Linked DNA regions of Homo sapiens: region 2 is linked to region 1. Evidence: chromatin contacts called from ENCODE Hi-C or POLR2A ChIA-PET data. All regions are on one chromosome and are shown on one strand. The core of a region is the stretch at or near the end of the contact, and the rest is flanking DNA. Distances in the headings are between cores, read along the strand shown.

The links. Hi-C counts contacts between places; a loop is a spot of excess contacts on that map. ChIA-PET counts read pairs that join two places held with the same protein, here RNA polymerase II (POLR2A). Pooled maps may share reads with other maps.
Region 2: a loop to region 1 is called in a pooled map, with 5 times the contacts of the local background. The contact joins the promoter of EVI5 here to the promoter of BTBD8 in region 1. A Hi-C loop is called at or near these places in 6 of 50 pooled maps. POLR2A ChIA-PET finds 5 or more read pairs at or near these places in 3 of 52 experiments (T-cell, WTC11 and activated T-cell).

What each region holds. Positions count from the first base shown.
Region 1 is chr1:92,077,314-92,081,690 of GRCh38, reverse strand. BTBD8 (BTB domain containing 8) reads right to left here and starts at 1,346. Exons shown (of 18, transcript NM_001376131.1): 1 at 971-1,346. The coding sequence starts at 1,119. RefSeq lists an enhancer at 1-73.
Region 2 is chr1:92,783,132-92,787,517 of GRCh38, reverse strand. EVI5 (ecotropic viral integration site 5) reads left to right here and starts at 2,410. Exons shown (of 20, transcript NM_001350197.2): 1 at 2,410-2,682. RefSeq lists an enhancer at 2,010-2,289 and a silencer at 2,560-2,829.

The DNA of each region.
Region 1 (4,377 bases), core at 97-2,596:
GAGGCAGGAGAATGGCTTGAACCCGGGAGGTGGAGGTTGCAGTGAGCCGAGATCGCGCCACGGCGCTCCAGCCTGGGCGACAGAGCGAGACTCCGTCTCCAAAAAAAAAAAAGTAGAATGCTGCACAACTTTTAATTATTAGTAATTATGTTTACCTCAGTGGTTCTCATAGTCACCCTAGCCAGCAGCATTAGCATCACTTGGGGCCTTGTTAGAAATGGAAAATTTCAGTGATGCCCACCCAAGTTTAAGAATCAATGTCTTGCTGGAAATGTAAATTAGCTAGGTCATATTTCTAAGCTTCAATTTCTTTGTAAGCTGAAATTACTTTAGCTGGATTCCCAATAACCCGAGAAGGATATCCATGAGGCTTACAAAGGTTAAATGTCAGGAAGACCCTCCATTTGCTTTGGTCCTCACAGGAGCTGAGAGTTGCTGGGAGCTACAGAGAGCTCTAGGTGGAGAGAGGAATCCAGGTCGCAATCAGGAAGCATTTCTGGTAAATTGTTTAAAGAGACCTCAGAAGAGACCTCCAAGACTATAGTATTGTTCTTTCCTCATTTCAAATAATCGTTTTCCTAATTTTATTATTTTTCTTAAAATAGTATAAGCTTATTTTAAAAATTGTGTAAGTTTCAGGACCTGGATCCACCCGACCTTAGTGATTGGAAACAACTAAGCGTGCCTGTGTTGAGATATTTCTAGCAAACTAGTGCTGCACACGACTAAGCTTTTTTTGTTTTCCTTTTGAATCTGGTACATGGTGTCGAGGTGCTCGGGATTGTTTATTCAGGGCGAGCGAAGCCACTTTTCGGAATAGTGGGGAGACTGGCTAACGACCCGCAGTCGCCTGAGGCGAGGAGAACCAAGTGCTGAGGGAGGGGGAGGCAGAGCCGAAAGAAGCCTCAGCTTCGGGGCGGAGGTGGGCGATTTAGGAACTGAAGCAGCCAGAGTTCCCGCCTCCTCCTACCTGAGCAAATCCTGGCTGAGCTGCTCCGACACCGTCGCCTTCAGCCGGCGCCGCTCACACGGCCCCTTCCTTTGCAACCCCTTACTGCAAACTCCAGCGGACCCCAGAAGTACCATGGGGGCCGCACTGCCTTCCCCACAGCGAGCCATGTCTCACAGAGGTACGACGCCCTGGAGGCCCAGTACTTGGCCTCACTTGCCCCGCCCAGGAGGAAGAAGGGGGCGTTTCCGACCGAACGCTCGGCTCCTACCCAAATCCGCCCCCTAGGGTAAAAGGTTGACGCCTCTCGTCGGTTTGTAGACAGTCTCCCAGAGAAGCCGGACCGCGGTGGGGAGCCTCAGAATCCCAGAACCGAGCCGGCTCTTGACCCAGGAAGAGCGTGCGCAGGCGTACTCGCTCTGTTTACTTCTGCCGGCGGGCACCCCGCCTCCCATGGCTCAGGCGCGGACCATCCCGCGGGGCAAACCAATCCTCAGGCTCCTTATCCCCTCCCCTCTTCTTTCCCTTCCGGTTGGTGTTCATTCATTTCAATGTTTTACTGAGGCTCGAGTTCAAATCAGCACATGCAGCCTTTCTATGCTGTGTCTTCCTGACAGGTCTACACTTTTTTCCAACGAAAGACTGGGCGAGTCACACCCCCTCACTTACCTGGCTTCTTAACCCTGAGGTATAAATGTTTGGGGCAAGAAAAATTGGCGATGGGAGGAGTAGGGGAAGAACTTCATAAACTGCCAGTCAGAACAATTCTGAGTTCAATATAAGAGATACTTACAGCATCTAGAAGGCCCCATCCCCTTCTTATCCAAGGAGTGGCTCATACAAGCTTTTGGACTTGATCGGAGAAAGCACAGGGCTTTGCATATAAAGCCCTAACATTTATGACCAAGAAGGGAGAAATAGGTAAGGGGCAAAGTCTTTGAGCAGTGAAGTGATGGATGGATGAAATATAGAATTCTCTTTTGTCCCAAATAAAGTAGCAAACTGATTATCATTTAAGGTTTTGGTATTTTTTATTTGATTACTGCCTCCAAAATAAGGAAACTCAGTAGTTCCGCTTCGGGCCGGGCAAGTCCCATCTACTTGGGAAGCGAGGCGGAATGATGGCTTGAGCCCGGGAGGTCGAGGCTGCAGTGAGCCATGATTGCACCACTGCACTCCAGCCTGAACAGCACAGCAAGACCCTGTCTCAAAAAAAAAAAAAAAAAAAAAAATCTGTTTCATTCACAAACTCTACACACAAGGTGAAGAATAGTAATTGCTTGGAAAATACATTGGCCAGGTTGCGGTGGCTCACACCTGTAATCCCAGCACTTTGGGAAGCCAAGGCGGGAGGATCACTTGAGCCCAGGAATTAGAGACCAGCCTGGGCAACATAAGGAGACCCTGTCTCTACCAAACAAAAAAAAAAAAAAAGGAGGCGGGGAGGGGAATATATGGACTTTGTATTTGTACCATAAGATTGGCCAAGAGGTAACCATTTCTTCAGATAATGCCCCCTCTCAAATATTCAGACATCTTAATTCTGAAAAATATAACTGGATAATTGATTTTTTAAAATTAATTCCCAAATGCTTGGATGGATAATTGATTCTTAATTATTCCTGTAGAAACGAGGGGTGTCAAAGATAACATAATAGTAGCTTATATTTGAATCCTTATTATGTGATAAACGCTACTCTATTTGCTCTGTGTGTTTTAACTCAGTTAATCCTTACAACAACCATTTAGCTAGGTACTGTCTTCAGACCTATTTACAGATGAGGAAGCTGAGGCATACAAAGGATAGGTAAACTTGGCCAAGGTCACACAATGTCATATATCACACTATAATATATGGTGTGTTACACCATAATAATGGTGTATTATAACCCAGGCAGTATTTATATTTTGACTGGCAAATTTAGTCAATTTACATATACTTTTCGTAGGAATGTAAATTGGTGCAGCCATTATGGAAAACAGTATGGAGGTTCCTCAAAAAATTAAAAATAGGACTATGACATGACCCAGCAAACCCTCTTCAGGTATATACCCAAAGGAAATGAAATTAGCACCTCATAGAGATATCTGCACTTTCATGTTTGTTGCCCCATTATTCACAATAGCTAAGATATGGAAACAACCTAACTGTCCCTAGGATAGATTAACGGATAATGTTGTATATATACAATGGAATATTATTCATTCTTAAAAGAGAAGATCCTGCCATTTGTGACAACATGGATGAAGCTGGAGGACGTTAAGTAAAATTAGCCAGGCACAGAAAGACAAATACTGCCTGACGCCTGTAATTGCAGCACTTTAGGAGGCCGAGGTGGGCGGATCATGAGGTCAGGAGATCGAGACCATCCTGACTAACACGGTGAAACCCTGTCTCTCCTAAAAATACAAAAAAAATTAGCCAGGCATGGTGGTGGGCACCTGTAGTCCCAGCTACTCAGGAAGCTGAGGCAGGAGAATGGTGTGAACCTGGGAGGCGGAGCTTGCAGTGAGCGGAGATTGCCACTGCACTCCAGCCTGGGCGACAGAGCCAGACTCTGTCTCAAAAAAAAAAAAAAAGAAAAAAGACAAATACTGCATACTCTCATATGTAGGATCTTTTAAAAAGTACATAAACAGAAAGGTGGTTGGGGGAGATGTAGGTCAAAGGGTACAAAGTTGCATTTATGTAGGATGAGTAAGTATAGAGATCTAATGTACAGCATGAGAACTATAGGTAATAATATTTGTTGTATACTAGAAATTTGCTAAGCGAGTAGATTTTAGGTGATCATACCACAAAAAAAGTAACTATGTGTGGTGAGAGGGAAAACAGTAACTGTGTGATGATGATATGTGCTTGACTATATCATTTTACTATGTATGTCAAAACATCATGTTGTATACCTTAAATATCCACATGTTAAAAAAAAAAAAATCAAAAAACCACCCAGGTAGTCTAGCACCAGACTCCCTTCAAAGCCCTGCCAGATTTCTACCAGGCCTCTTTATCACCTGATAAAGTAACAACTAGGCTACTCTCTGGTTGGAAATGGGTGACAGAATGATTCCTGGTTCATGTTTTATCTTAAAACAACTTAAGTTAGGCCGGGTTTGGTGGCTCATGCCTGTAATCCCAGCACATTTGAAGGCCGAGTCGGGCAGATCACCTGAGGTCAGGAGTTCGAGACCAGCCTGGCCAACATGGCGAAACCCCGGTTCTACTAAAAATACCAAAATTAGCCAGGTGTGGTGGTGCATGCCTGTGGTCCCAGCTACTTGGGAGGCTGGGGCAGAGAATCACTTAACTATATCATTTCACTGCAGAGGTTGCAATGAGCCGAGATCGTGCTACTGCATTTCAGCCTGGGTGACAGAGCAAGACTCCGTCTCAAGAAATATATATATAAAAATAAAAAAACTTAAGG
Region 2 (4,386 bases), core at 1,161-3,660, 700 kb before region 1:
TTAAATGATCCGCCGGCCTCAGCCTTCCAAAGTGTTTAGATTATAGGCGTGAGCCACCGTGCTTGGCTCAGTCTTCCTCTCTTGAAGCAATCAATGTTATTAGTTTTATGTGGGCCATCCCATGTCTTATCATTATTAATTCAGGTGCTTACAAAAGGCTCTTTGAGAACTGTTTTAAAGGTTACCCAAAGAATCTTGTGACAACCCAGCTAAAATGATATAAAATCAGTTTTAACATAACTGAAGTTTTTAGATTCTGATTCCAAATGTCAGATGGTGACATTTTACCTTTCTCTGACTTTATGCCAAATTTAGTTTAAGTTTTAGCATCTATAATTTTCATTTACTGAACAAATATATATTTAACAAATATGAAAATACAACCATGAAACAAACAAAATCAAATCCTGGACTTAAGGAGCTAATAGTAAAAAATTCACCAATATAACTACCCAATTACAGTTTCATGCGATGTGAAAGGAGTAAGAGACCACCATAGGGAGGTCAGAAGATGCTTCTCAGAGGTGGATACTAGAGCCGTTGTCAAAGGATGAGGACTGGGAGAACTTTCTGGGCACAGAGCAAAGCATGAGTAAAAGCTCTGTTGAGGCCAGGAAGCCGGTAAATAGGGAATAAAAGAGGCTAGCGTGGCTGGAGCACAGACAGCAGGGTGGAATTGGTCTGAGCAGTGAGAAGAGGTGGAGAGGTGGGCAAGGCACCTGGCCATTCAGGGCTTGGTTAGTTAGGAGGGTTTTTTCTAAGAGAATGGGAAAGTGTTTAAGTGGTTTAGGCTGGGAAGTGACAGGGTCACACTGTTATTTTGAAAAAGTCACTCTGCCTGTTGTGTTGAGATTAGAGAGGGGATAAAGGGAATATGGGTAAACCACAAGAAGACTAGGTCAGTAATCCCTCCACCCCCACTCCCCAGGTGAAGGTAGCCTAGACTAGGGTGGTGATGGAGGAAATAGGAGAGGACAGATTCAAGGACCATTTGTAAGGGAAAAACCAATAGAATTTGCTGACGGATGGAATATAAGAGGGGAGAGGTACATTATCAAGGATGTAGCTTAGTTTTCTTATACAAGGATTGAGTTGCAATAAAATTGTTAATTGAAATTTCTTTAAATAATGGCACAACCTAAAGTTATGCAAACATATGCCTCAGATAAAAGTTCAAGTTTTCAAAGTTTTTAGCTGGGTGGAGGGCATGGCTTTACTTCCTATTTCTTGGTATTTCCTAATCTTGTTGAAAAAAAAGTAAGGTTTTTTTTTTTTTTTTTTTCTGAAATGCTTAGTTCAGTGGAAACCCATCTGCGAATTCTGTCTTATAAATTTAAATTTAAAAATAGGGATACTAATTTCTAGACAAATAATTCCGGAGTTTCTTGTGCTGCTAATTATTATAATTTTTGTCCCTTTTTTTTTTTGAGACAGAGTATCGTTCTGTCGCCCAGGCTGGAGTGCAGTGGCGCGATCTTGGCTCACTGCAACCTCCACCTCCGTGGTTCAAGCAATTCCCCTGCCTCAGCCTCCAGAGTAGCTTGGCTGGGAGTACAGGCGCACGCCACGACGCCGGGCTATTTTTTTTTTTTGTATTTTTAGTAGAGACGGGGTTTCACCATGTTGGCCAGATTGGTCTCCAACTCCTGACCTCAGGCAATCCGCCCGCCTCGGCCTCCCAAAGTGTTGGGATTACAGGTGTGAGCCACCGCGCCCGGCTGTCACTTCTAAACATATAATGAAAGTAATCTGTATTGCCTTTTTACTTTTTCTTGCCTGCTTTTCCTGGACCAGAAATTAATAGGCTGTTTCCGTCCCAAACAAAGTACTTTCCTTCTAAGAATGTCTTCGTTGACGCTGGAGGGCTGCCCGGCTGAATCTTACGTATTCGTGCCCATGTTCTGCCCCCTGCAGTAGTCTGCATAAACCCAATGCGAAGACACGTGTAAGAGTACATTACAATTACAAGTGTCATTTACGCGTTGATTATTGTTTTTGCGAGTGCCCTAAGGCCACCTCTGGGGGAGCTCGGGGCTGCCTTCCGAAGCATGCGCGTCAGCACCGCGTGCCAGGGCCCTGAAAGTCAGGCTCCGCGTCGGTGCGGCAGCGCGAGGCCTGCAGTCCTAAGCTCGGGGTCGCTTCGGGCCCCCGAGGGGGTGTGTCTTCTACCGTTTTAACATGGAAGGGGCGGTTCCAGTGGCCGGGGAAGTCGGCGACTTGCAGGACTGAAGGCTGGTGCTTTGAAAGAGAGGCGGAGGGCGAGAGCGATTTCCCCGCCTCCTCTGCACTCCGTCCAATCCCTTCGCCTTCTCCTTTTCTCGGCCGGCCCGCCCGGCCCCTAACCTGCTCCAACCCATTCTGCGGTAGAGGCTGCCGGGTCTCTTTAAGGCCCTCCCGCGCCTGCGCCTTGGGCTCTCCTGACGCGGCCGGGCCGGACCCCGGAGGAACCAGCTGGCCAGCTGGCAAGGGGCTGGCTGCAGTTCCGACAGCGGCGGTGCCGGGAGGGGTAGGTGAGGGTCGCGAGGCGGCCCTGAGCTTCTGAGTGAGCGTGGTGCTTTTGGGAACTCGGGACGGGCGACCCGTGGAGCCAGGAGCGGGGCCGAGGCGCTGAGACGCGGCGGCGCGGCTGCCGGCTGGATGGGAAGTTAATGTTTACGGCGAAGTCTACTCAACGTTTCCAAGGTGAGGGGCGCTGCGCCAGGCCGGGCGGGCCGGGAGGCCGGGCGGGCGGTGAGTCCGTGTTCCGCTGGCGCACAGCTGGGCCGAGGCGCGGCGGGCGGGGGCCGCCGCAAGTTTTGCTGTGGGAGCGGGGCGGGCGCGCCTGGCCCCGCCAGGGCCTAAGTTCCCTGCACTCGCTTCCTCGCCTGTCGCCGCCGCCGCCGCCCGCAGCCCTCCTTCTCGTGGGCGCTGGGGAAGAAACTCGTCGGCGGGTCTAACTGTGGCGTCCCAGGGCGGTGGAGGGACGGAGCAGCTTCGGGGGCACGTCCTCGTAAATCCCGTGGAGGACACTGACCCTGCACCCCACCCTCGAGGCCAGAAGTCGGTTCCCTTTGGGGACCTGAGGGGCGAGAGCACTCGCCCCCCTGACTTGCAAAGTTGGCGTCTTTACTTGGCCTCCGGGATTCTGCGCATGGCGTGTCTCCAGGCTGCTGATGGGCAAGACAGATGTGCCAGGTCCAGAATGAACTTGAGAAGAGTTTGTAGCCATTCCTGAATCACCTTATGACTAGTGGGGCAAGCCTCAAATTAACCTCAGGATTTCCGGTAGGTTGGATTGTGGTGTTGGTGTTTCCACTCAAAAGAGTTGCTGTGATTTCCCTGTGTCTGTCTGTCTGTCTGTCTTTGGGGCTTCTTAGATCATCTCATTTGGCATCCTTTCACCCAAGAGTTAAACCAAGCCTTTTGGAATGGTTTCCTCGCTTTCCTCCTATCTATTGCTGGTAGAGCTGCTTTCGAAAAGAAGTATTTTCTTGAAGTGGTATCTTTTCTTTGGGTTACAGTGTTGAATAATAAACTCCTTTCTTTGCCGAAAGAATGAATTCCAGTGCTTACTGAAGTTAAAGAAAAGTGATCTGCTGGTAGTTTTTAATCTTTGTTCTGAGCTGATGTAAGTAACTTTTTTTGTTTTAAAATTTTGTTAGTAGAATTTCACCAGTGTACCAGAAGCTCTTTTTCTTTTTCTTTTCTTTTCTTTTTTTTTTTTTTTTTTGACAGGGAGTCTCGCTCTGTCGCCAGACTGGAGTGCAGTGGCGACGTTGGTTCACTGCAACCTCCACCTCCTGCGTTTAAGCAATTCTCCTGCCTCAGCCCCGCGAGTAGCTGGGACTACAGGCGCGCGCCACCACTCCCAGCTAATTTTTGTATTTTTAGTAGAGATGAGGTTTCACCATGTTGGCCACGATGGTCTTGATCTCTTGACCTCGTGTTCCACCCGCCTCAGCCTCCCAAAGTGTTGGGGTTACAGGCGTGAGCCACCGTGCCCGGCCTTCTTTTTCTTTTCTTTTCTTTTCTTTTTTTTTTTTTTTTTTTTTTTTAAGGCTGAGTCTCACTCTGTTGCCTAGGCTGGATATATTCTCCTGCCTCAGCCTCCCGAGTAGCTGGGATTACAGGCGTACATCACCACGCCCGGCTAATTTTTTTTTTTTTGTATTTTTAGTAGAAACGGGGTTTCACCGTGTTGGTCAGGCTGGTCTCGAACTCCTGACCTCAAATGATCTGCCCGCCTCGGCCTTCGAAAGTGCTGGGATTACAGGCGTGAGCCAGCGCACCTGGCCCAGGTGGTCTTTTTTCTGTTCTAAAATGATAACTACGATTTCCGAGAACTTTGTGTCAAATAAATCTTAGAACTAAGTTATTGAAGTATAGAGAAAAAGTTCACAATTCTAA